Linked DNA regions of Homo sapiens: all the other regions are linked to region 2. A link is a contact called in ENCODE Hi-C data. All regions are on one chromosome and are shown on one strand. Each heading gives the region's core, a stretch centred on a gene start or an enhancer-like site at or near the end of the contact. The rest is flanking DNA. Distances are from core to core; before and after follow the strand shown. Region 1 has its middle 37 kb from the start of SEC61B. Region 2 has its middle 21 kb from the start of CAVIN4. Region 3 overlaps COL15A1 (collagen type XV alpha 1 chain).

Region 1 (2,937 bases), core at 103-2,602, 1.3 Mb after region 2:
CCATCCATCTTACACAGTCTACCACAGCGATCTTTCTAAAATCCTATCTCACACACCTCCAATGTCTCCTCTTTGCCTGCTAGAAACAATTCATATCAATTCAATAAATACTTACTGAACACCTACTAGATACTAGATGTTGCGCTAGACTGGTGTCAACCAACAACAACCCCTAGGCCGAATCAGGCCCACCACCTGTTTTTATAAATAAAGTTTTATTGCCAGTCCTGGTGGCTCATGCCTGTAATCCCAGCATTTCAGGAGGCTGAGGTGGGAGGATCACTTGAGCCCAGGAGTTCAAGACCAGCCTGGGCAATATCGTGAGACCTCATCTCTAAAAATAAAAAAATTAGAAAATGAGTCAGGAGGAGCACTTGAGCCCAGGAGGCTGAGGCTGCAATGAGCCGTGATGGCAGCACTGCACTCCTGCCTGGGTGACAGTGTGAGACCCTGCCTCAAAAATAAATACATACATAAATAATGTTTAATTGGAATTCAGTTACACTTTTTCATTTACATATTTATTTACATATCATTGTCTATGGAGGTTTTCATGCCAAGAGGGCAAAAATAGTTGTCACAAAGGCAGTGCAGTCCAAAAGTCTCAAATATTTACTACCAGGCCCTTTGTAGAAAAAGTTTACCAACCCATGTGCTAGAACCCAGGGCTACCATAGTGTGGTTCCCTGCTATCACAGAGCTTCTAGAGCAAGGCCTTCCACCATCTAACCTTGCCCTTCTGCCCTTTCTCCTGTCACTCTCCATGAGTCCTCTGAGAGTCCAATGGTTCCTAGATTTTTGGAATTTATGAATCAGTAAAACTTTTTTTCAACTACACAGGATGTACATAGGGTTGTCAAGTGGGTACTGTTCAAAAACCAACTACCATCTAACATCACCATTGTTTTCTAGAGAGAAAGAATCAACATTAAAAAGTTGCAAAAATATTCCTTATCTAAAAATAAAGAACATTTCCTCAAGTGACATTAGGTTTATGAGATTGATTCTCCTGGCTGTGTTTTTCCATTTTTGCTGTGGAATGATAGCATTCTTCAGTCACCACAGGTCTGCAGTCAGGCACAGAGGAATCTTTGATCTAGTCTCGGCTGACTGGTTTACTTTTTACTCCTCAAATTTTCTGTGGATCTTCCCGTGAGATTTGACATCCAGAAAGCTCTTCCTCCTTCTTTCCTGCTCGCTGTGCAGAGCCCAGCTCATCAGCAGCAGGAGTGCAGGGTTCCTCCCGCAGCACCCTAAATGCAGGCTGTTCAAAGGCACATCCGGGCTGTCAGCAAAACGGCTGAGTGATGCGACTGTGGGTGTCTCTGTCAGCTGCAGAGCAGGATGACAGGATGGCCCAGAAGGCTGCCTGGCGTGTGGCCCTTCCTCTGGCACAGGCAGGTGAACCTGCTGACACCGTCACGCTGACAGCTCCGTGGCACAGATTCCACCCGAATACCGGATTCAGTGAGCACCGGCTCCTGCCAAGTCTCTCACATGACCCAGAGGCCACGAGGGCCTGGGCGGCCGCGGCCAGCTCCCAATCAGCAGACGGTGTCGACAGGCACTGAGCGAGGTCGCCTTACTGGCAGGCAGCCCCAAGATACTGGGTCCTCACTGCTCACATGAAGCTTCTGGAATCCCCTCTTACGGTCCCCAGACCTGCGGGAAATAAATCATGGCTGCACCGGGAAGGTAACCCCAGCAAGGCCTGGCCCCGATATCTGGCTTTCGTTTGGGGACACGCACTTTCCAAAAGCTCCTGCTTACCCAACACCTCCTCCTCCCCTGCTGCGTGTTGGGGGAGGGGAATGTGCTTATGACCACTTGTAAAATTCACCACTGTGGGTGACAGATGACATTAAACACCATTTTTCTTTTTTATTTTTCACAAGTGGAGCAGGAGCTGCATTTTTCTAACAGTTTTCCATATCAGAAGTTGAGAATTTCATTATCCTTCCGAGCTGGTCTATAGCAAAGTTGTTTCACTTCTCAATTGTTCCCATTTAACCCATTTGTGAGACACAGGCTGGGGGTGGGGCGCAGGGGGAGGTGGCAGAGTTAAATTTCCAAGGGAAAACTAGAAACCCTGAATCAAAACTGGGAGGAAGTTTCAAGATCACCTGGCTCAAACAGCTCATACTTCTGAGGGAAACTGAGTCAAGGAGGGGCAAGAGCTCAAGACTCCACTGGTAGAACTGAAACAAGAAATAAGATCTCCTTGGTTAATCTAAACCTCTTTCAACTATAGTCTGAAAAGTCCAGCATATCATTTCCTAAAATCCAGAATGAAGGTAATTTTCCTTCTAGAAAACGAGGGTGTAGGTACTAGCTCAGCTTAGGATTCGGTGAGGAAGGGGCACTGTGGTGAAGAGGGAAGACGTGGAATCCAGCAGATAGTTACATGAAATACACGTACCCCTCACAGTAACACTTCTATTAAAGGCTGAAGAAATAGAGCTCCCACATTTTAAGTAATGACACCATAAAATTTGTTCCCTAAACACCATCACATTCAGCCCAGATGGGGAAGCCAAGGCTCAGGGAAGGGACAGGAGCTGAGTGAAGGTCACACACAGTCTGGTGAAGGGTGGGATTAGGGGCTAGGCCTCAGAAGTCTGAGCCAGCTCTCTCCCTGGCGCTGGGTCAGACCATCAGCAATCCCCGTCCTGAGGCTGATGGCCAGCCTTCAACTTAGGACCTCGTCTCAGCTTTCCCCACTGAGAGTCAGCTGTTCTTTCAGGCCATTTTGGTGCCAGGCTGATATTGCATTCCTCTCCTTGGCCCCAGAGCCAGGGACATGCTCACTGCTTGGGCTGGTAAGGGGACCCTTCCCACTGCCTGAGCCATTCTTCGCAGAATGATTTCTGTGTAGTAACTCAGAGGACAGCTGGTTTGAGGGCTGGCAGGCGAGGCTTTGAGTCAGGCCTGGCTAGT
Region 2 (2,700 bases), core at 148-2,647:
AGAAAAATTTTTATTATCTGAGAGTGACGAAAGAAGTTGTAAGAATATGCCTGAGATGGTCAGTGGGAAAAGAACAGTTTCCCTCTCCTGATACTCCTCTGAATTCAGCTCTCTCAATATAATGGCACACATAGGAAGTGTGCTGAGAAAGAATCGCTTAGAATTGAGTTCTGCTGGTTGGTGGAACCAGGATTTCGACAAATCTGAATGTAGGGGTAGTCGTGGTTTCTAAGAGTTGAGTAAGCTCTTTTGTTCCATGAAAGTGTTGCCTGCTTGTAGGTTGGTTTGCATAATGCTGCAGTACCAAACTAAAATTCTTCTCATTTGGAAGTGTGAATCCATATCTCAGAATCAGTAGTGAAACAGACCATCCTGGTGGATTTGCAAAGCAGGACTTGGCTAAAACCTTGAATTCATTATCTGTCCATAAAGAAGATATGAGGTCAAAGAATAGAGATGGGAAGAGAGGTCAAGTGAGGATCCTTTGGAGAGATCTGCTGAACCCGCAACCAAAGGAGGTGGTGTGAGGGGCCTGCTTCTAACCTCAAGCTTACCAAAGAGGGCCTCTGAGGGACCACTCAGGGAGCTTGCAGTCCAAGGGATGCAGTGCACTGCTGTTTGATTCCCATCCAAGAAATCTGGAGGCACAATGGTGCCTTTCAGGTGTGGCAAATTCTGAAGGCTGATTTTTTTTTTCTTGTGGAGCCCTTTCAAAGTTTCCTCAAGCAATGCCTCCCCTCCAGCGGACTCCTGACGACAACCCCCTCAACTTACGCATCTGACAGTGAGGCCCCAATCCCCTTCTGCTGAGCTCTCACCTTCGAGAGGAAGTGTCTTAAGGAGAATTTTTTTCCAAGTAGCCAACTCCCTACCACTGACCCGCTTGGCCCAGGAAAAACTCAGTCATCATTGCCCTCTTGTCATCATATGGACAATTTGTTCGTAAGTCTAATTCAACCAACGAGACAGAAACTGCAAAGCTTAAACAGCTCAGTCGCCAGCCATAAATAAAACAGTGCCAGGAGAGAATAATTTTTCAACTATAAGGAGACCAAGACAAGGGAATAATTTACATTTCTGGTTTGCGTGAGTGGAGCTGCGAAAATAGCCCATCATATGTACATCACTATATTTTAACAAATTTCCTATTGGTAGACGGCTAGACTGCGACAGGAATTAACAGGAATTCCTACAAAACAAACCGGACTCAAGCCGGGCGCTGAACCTGGATGCTGACGGAGACGGGAAGAGAACACCCGCCCCGCAGACCTCGGCGCCTGCGCCGGCTCTGCACCGGCTCTCCGCGGCGCGCATGCGTTACGCCATTAGCGCTTTTCATGTGGCTCCTCCCCGGCCCCGGCGCGCTTACTGCGGGAAATGCAAAATTCCCTCCTCCTGCCCGCGGAGCCGGTTTCAAGAGAGCGAGCGGTGGGTTCTGGAACCACCCTGTCCTGCCGGAAGCGTACGCTCCCCCGCCTACCTGGGGACTGGGCGGGGCTCCAGGGAGAGAGGCCAGGCCTCCGCAGCCCCACCAGCTCCGGCCAGGTGCGTGGTATTCGAGAGTAGATTTGTTGTGAGGGTTAAAGTACTTAAAGTTCCTTGCCTTAAATAAAGAGCATAATAAATTGTGGCTGTTGTTACCTGCTTCCGTCACTTCTGGCGCCTGAGATTTGGTTCTTCCTCTCCAGGATTAATTTTGTTTGCTCAGTCTTCTTCCACCTGCTCAAGAATTTTAACCAGTTGCCACACCTGCGGCCTTCGCTTTACCCCTTCTTGGCTGGGCCTTCTCCTTCAGCTCATCTCCCCCATCATTTACAAATACCCTCCTGTTTTCTGTGCTCTGTCCCTACCTACCTCTCCTGTCCCCATCTCATGAGCGTTATCAAAGGTTATCACATTTGTCTCTTCTCCTCCCACCCCATCTCCCCAACTCACTGGAATCTGGCTGCTTCTACCCACTCCACTCAAACTGCTCTCAGCAAGGTCCTCAGCGACCTTGTCATGCACCCCAATGAACACTTTTCCATGCTGCTCTCTCTGCAGCTCCTGACACATCTATCTGAAACTGCTGCAAATCCCTCTGTCATCCACAATGCTCACACTCCCGGTTTTCCAAACTCTCTGATCACTATATTTGCCAGAAGTGTGTCTTCCTTCCCCTGCCCATTTCTGTTGGCTCCCACACACATGCTTCCTGGTTAGTTGTTTTTTTTTCACACTCCACACTTTTATGGGGTGAAGATCTCCTTAATGCCATTGTTTTTGCCTTGCTGATGACTCCCAAATCTGTACCTCTAGTCTAGATCTTTCCTCTGAGCTTCAAACTCCTGGCTATCCCACAGGCACCTCAGACTTAGCACCCCCAAAACATATCTTTTCCAGCAAACCTGCTTCAACTTCTGTACACTTTCTTCTTTGTCCCTCTTCTCACTGGATAACATCATGTGCTGTCTCAAGCCAGAAATCCAGGAGCCACCTTAGACTCCTCCCTCTCCATCATGCCCAGCTGTGGGCTGGCTTCCCTAGGAAACAGACTCAGAGATATTGTAGGTGGCTTATTGAGTGATGCTCTCATGAACAGCACCTGTGAGGGCTGAAGGATGAAGGACAGAGACAAGGAGTTGAACACTTAGTGAGGTTTAAACCGGGGCCTCAGCCAATGCTATGGCAAGCTCTGGACCCAGGAAGGTCCTTCAGAGC
Region 3 (2,950 bases), core at 141-2,640, 1.6 Mb after region 2:
CCAGAGAGCCCATCTGGGAGGCATGAATCCATGGGGCAATGAGAGACCCAGGGAGGGGAGGAAGGACTCAGGTTCAAGACTCTGTCTGTGACCTTGGGCCAGCTAGTCCCCCTCCCTGATCTCAGTTTTCCCATCAGAGAGTTAGACCAGATAGACTCTCAGAGCCACATCCACTGTGATTTATTCTATGTATTTTCACTGCCTTCAAACACTTCCTGGGGCTGCATCTGACCGGTCTTATTCTCTCACTTCATTAATGCTTAGAGATAGCTTCATTTCCAATGGGGGTTTTCAACTTACTTTTCCAATTCATGAATTTGATCATATTTCTAAAGCTCCCACATTGTGCCTTGTGTAGTGCTGGAGACATGGAGCTAAGCCTGGAACATGTGTGCTCAAGCAGCTCACTATCTAGGTGACCATTAGTAGTCATCTGCTCCTATTACAAGCTCCAAAGCCTTCAATGGCTCCCCAGTGCCTTCAGCATAAAAGCAAAATTCTACTCGAGACACCCTCTGCTTCATCTCCTCATTCTCCCCCCGTGTCTTTGCCTTCACTCATGCTATTCCTTCTAGTGACATCACTCTTCCCCATCTTCTTACATCTAAATCTTTCCAGTCAGGCTCAGCTGCACCCCAACACACGGGGGCCCCACTCTCACTCTGCAAAAAGGGCCAAAGTCATCCCCCCTCCTCTAAACATCCACAGAGCCAAGGGGATGCTGTGAAGGAACGGACACAGGGAGAGACAACCTGAGCCTCCCTCCCTCAAATCTAGTTCAGACTCCTAAGTGCAGTTTTGGGGTGGCCCCTCCTCAGGGCGCAGAGAGGAGAAATCAGACGGTTTCAGAGACAGAGGAGGCAGAGGAAAATCTGAGCAGTCAGGGCAGGGTGCGACTTTCCTCCCAAGGGTCCAAAGCCAGTTTCCATGGAAACCAGGCAGAATCCCAGCCATGAAGAAACAAACAGAGCAGGGTTCAGGTTTTCCTTCCACACAGATGACAGCGATTTGGCCAGAGATGAAGAACAGGAGCGAACTCTCACCTCTCCTCCTCCTCTCTGCCACAGGCTCAGGGACATCATCTGGCACCTCCCCTACCCCGCTGGGCCTCGGTTTCCCCTTCCGTGCGATGGGCTGGATCAGTCCTTCCATCTGTGGGGTCCTGAAGCAGTGCCCGGGACTAGCCTGAGCTTTGGAGCCTTGCCTCCCTAGAGAACTGTAGCTGGCTTTGCAAAGCTCCCTCTCACAGACGATCATCTGGGACCTGAGCCCAGCGCTAGCGCTAGTTAGCATTTAAAGCCAGAGGAGGCTAAGGAGCGTTCCTCGCTCCAGGTGAAGGAGCGCTGCGGATATGTCCGGACGGAGGCGCGAGGGAGGCTGAGGACGCCCCGGGACCGTGCGCGGCAGCGGCTCCTGGCGGTCTCTACGGGAACTGCGCTTCCACCAACTGCAAGGAAGGCTTTCCACCTGCGCTGTGAACCGGGATCCCAACAACAGACTCAAAGCGAAAGGTCTGTTAAGGGACCCAAGAGAGCAGGTCTGAGGCCATGCAGTGAGTTTGGCCAAGCCAGGCCTAGAACCCATAACGCCTCCTTTCCCTCCTCTGCTGTTTCTCTGCACCGAGTGCTGGGAAAGGCTGAAGGTGCCCCTCCTGGGTTTCTACCATTCCCACACACGCCTCTAAAGACCGACGGCACACTTCAGTCAGCTTAAACGGGGCCACGGTGACTCCTGCAAGCGGGTGGGTGTATTCCCACTGGGGGGCCGGGGCTGAGGGGGTCCAGATGACCCTATACTGCCTGTGGCCTGGGGCTGGACCAGTAGGATGAGGGTATGTAGGGTAAGGTGGGGGGACTGCCCTTGGGACCCCAGAAGGGCTCCTCTCACCTGAGTTTCTTGGCACTCAGTCCCTGGGGAGAAGAGGAGGTGCTCAGTCCCCCTCCTCTGCGCCTGCAGCATGGGGGGCAGACCGTCGGAGAAGCCACGTGTCCCTCCTCCTTGCCCTTTGTCAGCTTGTCCTGCCAGCAAGTTGGGAGGGTGGGGTTCTTGCATCTTCTGGGACGGTTCTTTCCCTTCCCTTTGGACACCCCTACAGAGAGGTGGCCCCCAAGGACCCTGGGTATGTCTAAATCACATCTGGCATGTGACTTCCCTTTCTCCCACCTCCCTGGAGGGACAGGAGTTCAGCAACCGCAGACTGTGTGGGACAGTGCAGCTCACCACCTGGGGAGGAGCTTCCTACAATGCTCACCCATCCAAAGCCACCTGGCTTCCACCTGCTCATCTCCACTCACGGCCACCTGACCATTGCTGCACAATTCGAAGTCTTCGGAAGTCCTTTCTCATGTTGAACTGAGGCAACCGCCCCTGCAACTCCCACCCACCTGGCTGGGCCTAGCTCTCTACCCCTCTGAGACCACACACAAGTCGGCCTCAACTTCTACATCCTGACCTCTCAGATGTTGCATGGGGTGGTGGAAAGGGCCTCAGCCTGCAAGGTGGACTCTGCCACCAACTTGGCATATGACTTTGAGCAGTCCCTTCCCTTCTCTGAGCCTCAGGTTCAATATCTGTCAAACTAGAGCCTTGGACTAAATATTTTCCAAAGGCCCTTGCCAGGTCTGACAGCCTCATCGTCTGCCTCCTCCTTGTCTCCCGCCAGTGTTTCAGTTTTTCTAACCGCCCCTAACTGCCGGTTCTTTCAGTCCACAGCCTTCAGGCCTGGAAGGAATGACTCCAACAGGGGCCGGGACAAACCCAGCCCTCCCCACAGACTTCCTTGTCTTTAGCCAGCAAGGCCTGGCCAGAGGCAAGGAGCACTGTGCTCAGGAAAATGTCACAGCTCTCTGCCTGTGTGGAAACTCAGCCCCACCCAGGCTGGAGTCTCTGGGGGCTCCCGTTTCCACCTGACTCCCTTTCTGAGGAAAATGAACACAACACAATCCACGGT

The links. Hi-C counts contacts between places; a loop is a spot of excess contacts on that map. Pooled maps may share reads with other maps.
Region 1: a map of IMR-90 shows a loop between it and region 2 (5-fold over the local background). The contact joins two enhancer-like sites. A Hi-C loop is called at or near these places in 6 of 168 maps with a recorded cell type or tissue (HCT116, IMR-90, K562 and 3 more), 2 of 37 single-sample maps with no recorded cell type and 21 of 50 pooled maps.
Region 3: a map of CD8-positive, alpha-beta T cell shows a loop between it and region 2 (13-fold over the local background). The contact joins two enhancer-like sites. A Hi-C loop is called at or near these places in 4 of 168 maps with a recorded cell type or tissue (B cell, CD4-positive, alpha-beta T cell, CD8-positive, alpha-beta T cell and 1 more) and 7 of 50 pooled maps.

Annotation. Positions count from the first base shown.
Region 1 is chr9:99,258,151-99,261,087 of GRCh38, reverse strand. No RefSeq gene overlaps it. Among named protein-coding and RNA genes, the nearest start is that of SEC61B, 37 kb to the right of the region's middle. RefSeq lists an enhancer at 1,151-1,200. Within about 2 kb of position 1,352, at least 26 of the 41 ENCODE cell types and tissues checked have a DNase peak (open chromatin) inside an H3K27ac peak, as active enhancers do.
Region 2 is chr9:100,597,533-100,600,232 of GRCh38, reverse strand. No RefSeq gene overlaps it. Among named protein-coding and RNA genes, the nearest start is that of CAVIN4, 21 kb to the right of the region's middle. RefSeq lists an enhancer at 1,192-1,486. Within about 2 kb of position 1,397, at least 17 of the 41 ENCODE cell types and tissues checked have a DNase peak (open chromatin) inside an H3K27ac peak, as active enhancers do.
Region 3 is chr9:98,973,556-98,976,505 of GRCh38, reverse strand. The region is part of intron 2 of COL15A1 (collagen type XV alpha 1 chain); the gene reads right to left. Among named protein-coding and RNA genes, the nearest start is that of COL15A1-AS1, 30 kb to the right of the region's middle. Within about 2 kb of position 1,390, at least 13 of the 41 ENCODE cell types and tissues checked have a DNase peak (open chromatin) inside an H3K27ac peak, as active enhancers do.